Linked DNA regions of Homo sapiens: region 1 is linked to region 2. Evidence: chromatin contacts called from ENCODE POLR2A ChIA-PET data. All regions are on one chromosome and are shown on one strand. The core of a region is the stretch at or near the end of the contact, and the rest is flanking DNA. Distances in the headings are between cores, read along the strand shown.

What was found. ChIA-PET counts read pairs that join two places held with the same protein, here RNA polymerase II (POLR2A).
Region 1: POLR2A ChIA-PET joins it to region 2 with 14 read pairs in A673. The contact joins two enhancer-like sites. POLR2A ChIA-PET finds 5 or more read pairs at or near these places in 3 of 52 experiments (A673, H1 and WTC11).

What each region holds. Positions count from the first base shown.
Region 1 is chr18:74,449,606-74,455,482 of GRCh38, reverse strand. The region is part of intron 1 of DIPK1C (divergent protein kinase domain 1C); the gene reads left to right. Among named protein-coding and RNA genes, the nearest start is that of DIPK1C, 4.8 kb to the left of the region's middle. Within about 2 kb of position 4,627, at least 4 of the 41 ENCODE cell types and tissues checked have a DNase peak (open chromatin) inside an H3K27ac peak, as active enhancers do.
Region 2 is chr18:74,263,174-74,268,973 of GRCh38, reverse strand. It overlaps CYB5A (cytochrome b5 type A), which reads left to right. Exons shown (of 5, transcript NM_148923.4): 2 at 5,497-5,625. Among named protein-coding and RNA genes, the nearest start is that of CYB5A, 26 kb to the left of the region's middle. RefSeq lists an enhancer at 577-1,117. Within about 2 kb of position 4,518, at least 2 of the 41 ENCODE cell types and tissues checked have a DNase peak (open chromatin) inside an H3K27ac peak, as active enhancers do.

The DNA of each region.
Region 1 (5,877 bases), core at 3,378-5,877, 190 kb before region 2:
AGCTCTTTGATTTTTCTTAGTAACCCATAAAAGTCCTTTTCATTTATAAATTTTTCCCCCCTGGTTTTCTTTTTTTGTGAAGGGAGTGCTGATAGACTAATTATAGTAAACAAACATTGATGGTTTAACTAGAGGGGAATACCTATTTACAAATTTAATGTAGTAATCCTTTAGATTAAGATAGAAAACGAATGCCATTTTTCATTTACCTTTGGTTAAGTGAGGAAAGGCTTAATAATGGAAATTAAATCGTCTAGTATAATTTAAGTAATTGCTAATCATGACTTTCCCAGCATTCCAGGTCATGAATTAAAACCAATTCTGTTTAGAGGCTTTACCAATATATCTTCAATGGCAGCCATATGGAATCATTTCTAGTCAGACATAAAGCTGGAGAGGTTGGTTCTGCCCCTGAAGATCGAAGGTTTGGCAGTCTTTCCTATTGCCAAAAGAACGATGTCGGAGGCCACATCCATCTCCCTAGGTGTCGATGTGACGCTGTCTCCACGAACTGGTTTGTGGGGGAGCAGACTTTGCCACAGGCCCTGTTTGAGTTCCTTACTCTTTACACATTCTCAGAACTCTTTCTCCCCCTGTCTTCCTGCCACTTCCTTTTCTACCGTTTTCATCCTGGATGTGTTGATGCGAGATCCACACAGTGCCCTGGCTCAAATTTTACCCAGGACACTCTCAGGACAGGGTTTAAATACGACCCCAATCTTCACAATCCCAACTCTGCTGGGCTGAGTTGCCAAGTAGAGGTTGGCATTGTGGCTTCCGAGGACTTGAACTGAATTGAGCCTCTGTCTCCGCTCCCCTGGCACTTTCCAATTCATTCTGCCTGGCTTTTATCCGTAATAATAAAACTGGTTGTTATTTTCCTGATGGGCCTCCAGACTCTCATTAGCTTTCACTCTGAATACCAGAGCACAGAAGAAACCACTTTGCCAGCTGAGCTGAAGGGAGACTTTCTGGCAGCGCCCAGGGAGTTGTGGTGGATTCCCCACCCCCAGTAGCGGGGGCTGCCAGTGTTCCCAGGCTCTCGCCTGGCGGGGGGCGTTGCTGGCCTGGCAGGGGTGAACCCACCTGTAGGATAAAGGAATCAGAGGAAAAAGCTTAGGGACGAGTCAGGGGATGGGGGTCAGAGGTCTCCATGTTCTCCCCAAGCCCACACTCCACCTCCCCAGGGAGGTTCCCCTCTAGCCAACCACACCCCCCTGACAAGTTTCTAGAAGAGCCAACCTGAATTGTTCCAAAGGAATTGAGTCCCTGGTCTTCCAGCTTGGATTTTCCTGGTCAGACTCTAGGGCTCCTCTTAATGGCAGCTTTAATAGGAACAACACACTGTAATCAAGAAATAGGTGCACTCAGATCTCTGGAGGCCCGCTTTTCTAGTGGGCTGTGTCAGCAGGCCCAGCCAGCTGGGGAGCTAGCTTGGTGCTGGATCACTGATACACCTGGCTTCTCATTCATTCTGCAGGCTGAACTCTTCACACAGAGGCTGAAGATGTGGGCTGCTGCCTGTTGACTCTTCCTCTGGGAAGGCACTGTGCGAATTGTTTCGTGGGGCTTATTTCACTGAATTCCCTCAACAACCTCTATGAAGTATTTGCTTTTAGTATCCCCATTTTACAGATGGCAAAACTGAGCCCCAGGGAGGTGAAGTGACTTGCCCTGCTTCACACGGTGAATATGGTGAGGAGCCAGGACATGACTCTGTGTAGTCTGATGGTAGCAATGACGTGACAGTAAGTGGCTTCTCTAATAATGGAAACCCTACATAACAACTCGTATACTTAACCCTTCCATAGCAAATCATTTTCAAAGCATGTCAAAGATATTCCCACAGACTCTGTTGTCCTGAAGGCTTAACTGCCTTTTGGCTAGTTAGGTCTTGATGGAATTTCATGTAGTTGTCTACATTAGAGATTCGGTTTTAATAGGGCAGGCTTATCTTTCTTTGCTGCTGTGATAGAAACTGTCAAGGTCCCAATGGGACTACAGCATCCAGGGCTCATATCCAGAGAGATTTCTCAGCAGCGAATGGTTCTGCCTGAATGCTCGGCCACATTCCTAAAGTAGGGAGCGGTTACACAGTGGACGAGCTAACTGAGCTGAGATTCTGCAAAGCACAGCATAGCTACTTCGGGAAGGAATACCACTGTGAAGTCTGAATGTTGCTAACTGCCTAGGAGCTTAATGCTCCTTAAAAACAAACACACAAAAGGAAACCCGGCCCTCAGACATGACCTCTGGGACCTTATCAACAGTTTTTCTAGACTAGAGTGGACAGGTTTTGTTTTTGCCTGAGAACCATGACATAAATTAGAGACATACTAAGCAATGATTGCAAAGAGTGCTGCTTACCAAAGCTGGGGCTGATTTGATGGGAATGTGCATCAATGTAGATATTTTCACATCCATGAGAAGCACAAATCCACTGCAAATGTTATTAAATTTTAAAAGCACACTAGAGTTAGCTGCAATGAGACTTTAACTTGTTTTTTTCAGTTTATTTTCAACTCCAATACCTGTGGATTTTATATGCGCACACATTTGGGTACAAAAATGTACCTGTCTTTAAGCTGGCCTTAGGAACTCCTCCTACGCACAGAAGGAGTCTGAGAAAGACTGATTTTTAAAATGGACCTGCATAAACAACTTCTATTGAGTTAAAAAAAAACCCAGCTATTTCAACAGGACATGCTGCTAATAAAATGATTCTACTATTATCTTTAACATGATGAAAGTTTTTGGAGTTTTTGTTTGTTTTCTTGAGACAGGGTGGCTCACTGCAGCCTCTACCTCCCAGCCTCAAGCAATCCTCCTGTCTCAGTCTCCCAAGTAGCTGGGACTATAAGTGTGGCCCAGCTAATTTTTTTTTTTTTTTAATTTTTGTAGAGACAGGGGTCTTGCCATGTTGCCCACCCAGGCTGGTCTTGAATTCCTGGGCTCAAGTGATCCTCCTGCCTCAGCTTCCCAAACTGCTCGGATTACGGGCATGATCCACTGTGCCTGGCCCGATGAAAATTTTAAATTCAAACTTGCAATTTGTACATTAAGTTGACTGTTTTTTTTTAAAAGGCTGGATGAAATCTTTTTCTGTGCTTAGCAGGCACAGACATGCAGAACAATGCTGCAGACTTACTTTAACACTGGTAAGCCATGGGAGACGAATTTTGCACTCTACATAAGAAGAGTAGGAACTGAAACGCCAAAAATACTTCATTGTAAAGGATATCAAGGAATATCTGTGCCATAACCACACTTGTATACAGACGGTCCCTGACTTTTAATGATTTCACTTATGATTTTTCAACTTTATGACAGGGTGAAAGTGAGATGCATTCAGTAGAAACTGCACTTTGAGGATCCATGCAACCGTTCTGCTTTTCACTTTCAAGGCAGTTTTCAATAAATTACGTGAGATAGTCAACACTTTATTTTACATAGGCTTTGTATGAGATGATTTTGCCCTGCCATAGGCTGACGTAAGTGTTCTGAGCATGTTTAAGGTAGGCTGGGCTAAGCGATGATGCTCAGTGCGTTAGGTGTATGAAACGCATTTTCAACTTACTCTGGGGTTGTTGGGGTATCATCCATTTTAAGTTGAGGAAGAGCTGTGTGCGTTTTAATGCTCTCTTAGGACAAGCGCGGTGACTGGGATACTGAAAAGTTAGGTTATAAACCCAAGACCTTACCTGTGGAAGCTGGCAGGTCTGGTCAGCGCTTTTGTCACCTGCTGCACTTTCTGCCCTTTCTGACACCCAGTGTCGCCGCAAGAAGCAGGCGTCAGGGAGGCAGGTTTACAAGTCAATGTGCTGATCTTCAGAAAAACAGCCAAAATGAACGTTTCCTTCCAAAATCCATGAGCTGGATGCCAAATTCAAAGTTATACCATTGTTCTAAATGTCTCACAACTCCTGTTTGGAATCGCCCTCCAAATTCACAGGGGCAAATCTCGTATAGATTTGTATTTCATCGATGAGGCACAGTTTGTGTTAAACACGGTGCTGTGGGGACCTGGCCCAGTGATGCACTCACATGGCCATGATTTAATGAGCACTGGGGTAGGAGAGGAAGACAAGAATTCCACTTAGGGGTGGGACTGGCTTCCGGGCAAAGGTTGATTTGGCCAGGCCGGGTAGGAAGCGTGTAAGTACAATGGAGACACCCAAAACGGCATTTCGAATAGCGCAGCCCAGCCTGTCAGTAGGTGCTTGCTTCAACTGTGCCCTCTCCTCCCAGGGGCTGTTTCTGGTTCTCTGAACACACAGGGCTACTTTGAAACTCGGGGCCTTTGCACAAGTTCTTCTCCGTGACTCAGCTGCCCTCTCCCTTGTCTGCTAAGGCAGACTTCTAATTCGCTTTCAAAATTGAGCTCAGAGGCGTCTCCCCCAGGAAGAAGATGCCCCGGCCCCCCACCCTTTCCTGGCCAGGGCTGGAGAGGGAGCTAGCTTTGAGCGAGCCACCTTAGGCCGGGCACTGTGTTGGGACTGTCTCCCTGTGACCTTGTTTGACTCCATTACACAGTACCATTGTCCTCATTTTCCAGACTCGGAAACAAGCCACACAGCAAGCCAGGGGCAGAGCCCAGAGGCAGACCCAATCTGTGCCAAGCTTAGCCTCACTGTGGCCCTGCCCTGTCACTCTAATGTCATTTAGGAATTTCGAAGCCTGTCCCCTCTGCTCCGTGAACTCCGGAACCTGGCAGCTGTGGCCAGATGGTGGCCCATCCAGGCTCATGCACAGCTGGGAAAGCTGGAGCTGTTGATTTGGGAGTGGCCCAGTCCCAATCCCAGTGAGGCAGAGAGGAGGTGGCTTCTTGGCCGGCAGGTGTCTCTCATGGCTAGTGGCTATGGTGGCCACAGTTCAGATGAGAGGGGTGAGGGCCCTGGCAGTCACAGTAGGCACCCTCCTCACTCTGCTTTTCACAGGCTAATGGAAAACCAGGCCCAGTGTCTCTGACATTTTTCTCCTGAGCCTCCTCTCTCAGTTGCAACCAGGACCACATCTCCCCGCCCTCCCCTCCTCAGCACTGTGGGACTCTGAAGCTCCCAGCTTAGGATCACACCTTTGGCTGCACTGGAGTCCTGTTGTGTGCTTTTCTTTCTTTTTCAATGGTTCTCTACTTTATGCAAAAGTACTTTTGATTAAATTAGATATGTGATAACACTATAAAATTTTATGGGAGTGAATCCAACTATTTTGGGTATCATGCTTACAGAAGCTTTTTTTTAATTTAAAAGGAGATCAGGAAACAATTTTTTTTGCACTTTCTTATCAGATTTATAGAGACGTGAAACTATGTAAATACCAGAACAAGTAGGGGACAAACCCCAACAAGTAAAATGAACAGCCCTTACTGTTCCTGCCATCTATATCTTCTTGCTCACGGTGGCCTCAGTTCCTTATCATTCGTCCTCACCTCACCTCTCAGGGCTCTCCTGAAAGGTCTCAGAGGAGCCTGACCAGCTGCCGCTTTCCTCCGAAGGGCGATGTGGAGGTGATCGCAAGCAAAGCATGCTGGGCGCAAAGGGTCCGGATCCTCCCATGCACCTTTCATGACCCCGTGCCTGGGAAAGAGTGACCCGGGTTAAAGCCAAAGAATGACATTTAACCAAGATTCTGTTGAGTTCAATTCCAAGATGAACACAGGAGGTGCACAACTCCAAATGTGTTTAAAGCAGCTGGTGAGTGTGTGTTCATACAACTTCCTAAAGGATGTGGGTTTCCAAAGACATAAAGTCAGCCCCAGGCAAATAGGGTGGTGTCACTAGCTCCAGGGCGAGGTTCCTGAGTTTCTATCTACAGGCCTGTCTCGCGTGCATCATTGTGTTAGCCAAGCAAGACCCCCCTCATCCCCGCCCAATGCAT
Region 2 (5,800 bases), core at 3,269-5,768:
TCCCTGGGTTGTATCTGGGGATTCTCATATGCTGTCGAGAACAAGGTATATTTGGGTAACTTACAAAGTGGAGATTTCGCAAAAGCCTGTGGGAGGCATTAGGAGCTACAAGATATGTGGGCACGATGAGTGAGTTCCAGTAAGTGGTTTAGCCCTAAACCTGGTCTCTCTGCCTGACACCTGTTCTCAGCATTTGGCCCCATCTTCCATTCAGTTGTGCAAACCAAACATTGGCTCCAGTGGCACTTCCTGTCTCTCCCACCATCCTTACCGTCCGGAAGCCCTCTCGTCCACTCTGCCTCACACCATGCACACCCTTGCACCTGCAGCTGCCCCCACCCTACCCTCTGGAGTGGCTGCAGAGAACAGCCTTCCCTCACCCTCTCTTGCCCTTTTGTCTGCTGTCCACTCTGAAGCCTGGGTTATATTTTAAAATTAAATCTGATCGCGTTACCTCCCCCACTTAGATCCTTACCATGGCCTCTCTCATTGCTCACAGGACAAAGATCAGAATCCTTGGAGAGGCGCAAAAGCAGCACACGGCCTGGCCCTTTCTCCTACCCTGGGGCCCTGTGAGGCCTTCTCTCCCAGGTCCTGAATTCGCTGTTCCCCGCCCCTGCAACACCTTCCCCAGACACCTCTTGGCCCTTGTTGACTGCAGCTCCCACCTTGTGGTACAGCTCAGCAGGGCCCGTCCTGACCCCTTTGTGTGGGTGACATTCCTGTGTCATATTCTTCATGGCACTAAACTCTTTCACCTGAGGACATTTCCTTTCACTTGCAGTGGCATGGTCATAGTTATTCATGTTTCATCTCTCCGGCTGTGAACTCCCCGAGGCGGGAGCCGTCGCTATCTTGGCTCCGACTGTGGCTGCCACGTGGAGACGTTCATGTGTGTTTGTTGGGTGAATTAACTCAAGTGCATAATAACAAAAACAAATGGAAATCTTCCTCTGGAAAGACGGAAGACCGTTAGGGTCAGCTCACGTGGAAACAGCTTTGCATCTCCATGCCCATCCCCACTTCTGGGTCCTCCTTACTGACCCGCGACATCCTCTCCCCACCTTTCTCCCTCTCTCTGGGCACTACAGCTGGTCACTTCCCACACATGGTCGCATGAGTAGAGGCTTAGCAAGGAGTGCGTTATGGAGGACAGATTTCTGCTACTGACTTCGCCGAAGTGGATCCACAGCTTCCATTTGGCTCAGGCTCTTTGGGAGAATTTCACTTCTTTTGTTACCTCTAATCTTACCTATGTGTAACCACACATTTTGGTCTTTTTCTTAAATCTTTTAGATAATCATCAGATAAGTTTACTTACCTGTTATTCTACTACTTTCTGCCTTGCCTTTTCTTCAGGCCACCCCCAAGTGCTATAACCTGCCCAAAGGTTAGGACATAACACCGCTGCCACACGTTTATCTCTGGGCATAACCACGATGGCATAAACACCAGCATTCCCAATTTTTCTTTGTCTCTTCGGAATGCTGACAGGCAAAGAAGAGCATTTTCTTTAGTCTCCAAATGTGTGGCTCACGCCTGTAATCCCAACACTTTGTGAGGCCGAGGCAGGTGGATTACCTGAGGTCAGGAGTTCAAGACCAGCCTGACCAATCTGGTGAAATCCCGTCTCTACTAAAAATACAAAAATTAGCCGGGTGTGGTGGCAGGAGCCTGTAGTCCCAGCTACTCCAGAGGCTGAGACAGGAGAATTGCTTGAACCTGGGAGGCGGAGGTTGCAGTGAGCTGAAATTGCGTCACTGCACTCCAGCCTGGGTGACACAGCGAGACTCCGTCTCAAAAAAAAAAAAAGTGATGTGTGCTTATTAAAATTGCTGCATGTATTTACTAACAAGAGTGAGAAGATTGACAAGTTTCAAAACATGATTTAGATTCAGTTTACTTGGCCAAGTGTCTCTCTCTCTCTCTCCGTAATACATATATTTCAAGGAAAATATTAGATATTACAAAAAGCCACCCTCATCTTTTACTGTCTTATCAAGATGAGTTATTTTTTCCAAAATATCAATTTTTAGGATTTGATTTTCCTACCAATTATTAAGATAGACCTTTAGGATGGAGTGAAAATATTTTAGTATCAGTTAGTTTATTCTAAGCTATGTTTTTTTTTTTTTTAGTTTTTTAAATCTTTAAAATTTTACATGAGTTATCAGTGAAACCAATATAATCCAAGATGTTTCTCTCTCTCTCTTTTTTTTTTTTGTTAGAAAATTGCCCCACAAATGGTTTAGGCAAGGTAAAAACCAGAGGTCGATAGGTAGATTCATACATACCTATCCCTTGTTGCTGTTCTTGGTCAAAAATTAAGGTGAGGAGTTGCCCTGTTGTACTTCTGTTTCAGATTAAGACTGTGGAATTACCCCATGAAATTGAATGTGTATTTTCTCCATTTTAGCACTGTAAAGATCAGAATTCTGTATCTAAAAACTTGTCTAAGTCTGCAATTCTTTATAAAGGGCCAAGTCCATGTTTTTAACCTCACTCGAAGTCGTCCTTTGAACATCGGCTGTCCCTGGCAAATAATGATTGACTCTGGGCGATTTGTCTCCACTGACATATCCTTAACAGGAATCAAAAGTTACGGCAGCTCCTGAGTTCAGCGGTCCCTACGCGAGTAACAGCAGTCTGTGAGTTTACATAGTTGTGGGTCCTGGCTGAGTCATTTTATATCTCACCATGTGGCTTCTCTCTACTCAGTAGGTGAGTGGAAGTGTCCAACCTTAAGCAGACTTTTCTGGAATCAACAAAACCATGTTTTTATTGCTGCAGCCTTGGCGAGGAATCCAGAAGTTTCGGGTTGGCTTTGAGGTAGCCATTCTGTTGTCTGCACATCTAACGTGCATTCCCATGCCTGTTTAAGGTGGACTTTTAATAATCTAAATGGCCCCAGTAGAAGACATTTCAGTAAATTGGGGAATGCCTATACAATGTAACAGCATGTAGCCATGTCAAAGTCCCGTTGAGGAAGAATACTTAGTGACTGACATGGTTTGCACCTGTTCCCTCCAAACCTCATGTTGAAATGTGGCCTCCAGGGTTGGAGGTGGGCCTAGCAGGAATGTTTAGGTCATGGGGGCAGATCCCTTATGAATGGCTTTGTGTCGTCCTCACAGTAGTGAGTGACTTCTCACTTTGTTAGTTCAGGCAGAGTTGGTTGTTTAAAGAGCCTGGGACCACCTCCTCTCTCGCCATGAGATGTGTGGGCTCCCCCGGGCCTTCCACTGTGCGTAAAAGCTTCCCGAGGCCTCACCAGAGGCCGAGCAGATGATGGTGCCGTGCTTGTACAGGCTGCAGAACTGAGAGCCAAAGTAACCCCTGTTTTCTTTGTAAATGATCCAGTCTCAGGTATTTCTTCATAGCAGTACAAAACAGACTAACATAGAGACACTGGAAAGTGTTTAATAAAAATGCTGGGTAATAGTTACTGAGCATAAACGATGTGCCAGACACATATGTTCATAGATTTCATCCTCAAAAACTACATGCGTGTTTTCCCAAGTTCACAGAGTGAGTGGTAACCACTAGGCACCTCTGCCTCTGTACCATGTATCACCTCCTTTTTATTTTCTAAAACAATGCATAGGATAACCATCACAGTTTCTATCCAACATTACATACACATACGTGTGTGTGTATGTCTGGCTCTCTGGAGGCAAGATGATGGGTGATTTTAATTTTTTTCTTTGTGCTTCCCAGTTTTTCTGCAGCATAGATGGATAAATGTTATAAAAAGAAAAAAAAAGAGTGGATGTCCTTAGCACTAGGTATGTTTAGACCAAGTAGGAAGAGAAACAGTTTCAAATCAGAATAATGATCCACCTTCCTACAATGTGATGTGCCCTGATGTCTTCATTACTGGGAGAAATTAAGGACTGACCACAGTCGACTCTGCAAGGGAGACCGGTTTTTGTGCAGTTGTTGGACACTTGCAGGTGACTTGCTCAAGGTCAGGATGAATCTAAAATAACATTCAAGCTCAGTTAAAGAAGTTTTTTTTTTTCCTACAAAAGTACGTATTTAGGATGCTTTGCCCAAGCTCCGCTTTCTTTTTTATTACTCTGAGAGCTGCTTCCCTTGCCTGAGAATCCCCAGACCTCCTTACCTCTGTCCTGTGACTAATCCCCACTTGTCAATCATCTTGGAGAAAAAATTTCCCTCCCTGCATCATGACCATCCTTGTTTCACATATTAAAGCAGCTGAAAGCACTAAAACTCTTTTATTCCACAAGAGGCTCTTCCCGCCTCTCCCCAGTGTGGAGTTGAACCCCTGCCTCCGTGCCTCCATTGTGTCCTGGCAGCACTGTGTCCTGGTGGCAGCATCTTCAGCAAGTTACTTGTTTTGTTTTGTTTTTACCTACCAGAAAGTGAGTTCTGCAAAGGCAGGGACTCATCTATCTGACAGTCTGTGCTGCCCGTGCATTGCCGGCACGCAGGGTGCTTTCCAGAGGGAAGTGACACACGTGCCTCTTGTGAATCGTCATCTTAGGCATGCCAGCTCTTGAGGCCACACTTAGACTAAGATGTCAGAGAAGTCAGTCTCAGGTGCAGGAGTCAAGAAAAAATAGATTGGGTAGAGAATAAGAGCAATTTTGAGAGCCTGATGGAAAAACCAAGCAGACATTACCAAAGGATGAAGGACACGAGCCTCATGCTTTTACTAAGCTGTATGAGTGACATGGGGAAGCAACTTATGTTGTTAGTGAAAGGTTCTTTCTTTCTCGCTCTCTTTTTTTTTTTTTTTTGAGACAGAGTCTCACTTTGTTGCCTAGGCTGGAGTGCAGTGGCGCAATCTCAGCTCACTGCAACCTCGGCCTCCTGGATTCAAGCGATTCTCAAGACTCAGCCTCCTGAATAGCTGGGACTACAGGTGCCCGCCACCACGGCTGGCTAATTTTTGTATTTTTTGTAGAGATGGGGTTTCGCCATGTAGGCCAGGTTGGTCTCGAACTCCTGAACTCAAGTGATCTGCCTAGGATTACAGGCGTGAGCTACCGTGCCCGGCCGGGAAAGGTTGTTTTTAAATTTTTTTTTACTTTTATCTTTTTGAGGGTCTCCCTCTGTTACCCAGGCTGGAGTGCAGTGGTGCAGTCACTGCTCACTGAAGCCTCAGCCCCTTGAGCTTGTGCCATCCTCCCACCTCAGCCTCTCATGTATCTGGGACTGCAGGGGCATGCCACCGTGCCCAGCTAATTTTTTAAAATTGTATTTTATAGTTATGGGGTCTCACAATGTTGCCCAGGTTGGCTTTGAACTTGGGCCCAAGTGATTCTGCTGCCTAGGCCTATTGTACTTGCATGATGGAAATGGAATATAAAGGCCTGTGTTGTTTTAATCCACATTTATGGACAAGTTAGTCTCCTGTTGTCATCTGTGTCTTCTGAAGGAGTCACCTGTTTGGTTAAATAAATTCTGGCCGTTTTCTCTTAATTCATTTGCCTGAAAAAAAAATTTTTATTCTACCTCTCCTTTGAACAGCATCCTGGTGGGGAAGAAGTTTTAAGGGAACAAGCTGGAGGTGACGCTACTGAGAACTTTGAGGATGTCGGGCACTCTACAGATGCCAGGGAAATGTCCAAAACATTCATCATTGGGGAGCTCCATCCAGTAAGTACATTTTGGGGGCCCTTTCTTATTTGTATTTAAGGCTATCAGATGACCTTACCCTAGTCTGTAAGCTTGCATGTATACACATTTTAAAAGGAGTAAAGCAAAAACAACTCCTGATTTTAGGACACCATTTTTTGTTATAAATAAATTGACCAAAAATGTCTTTGCATTT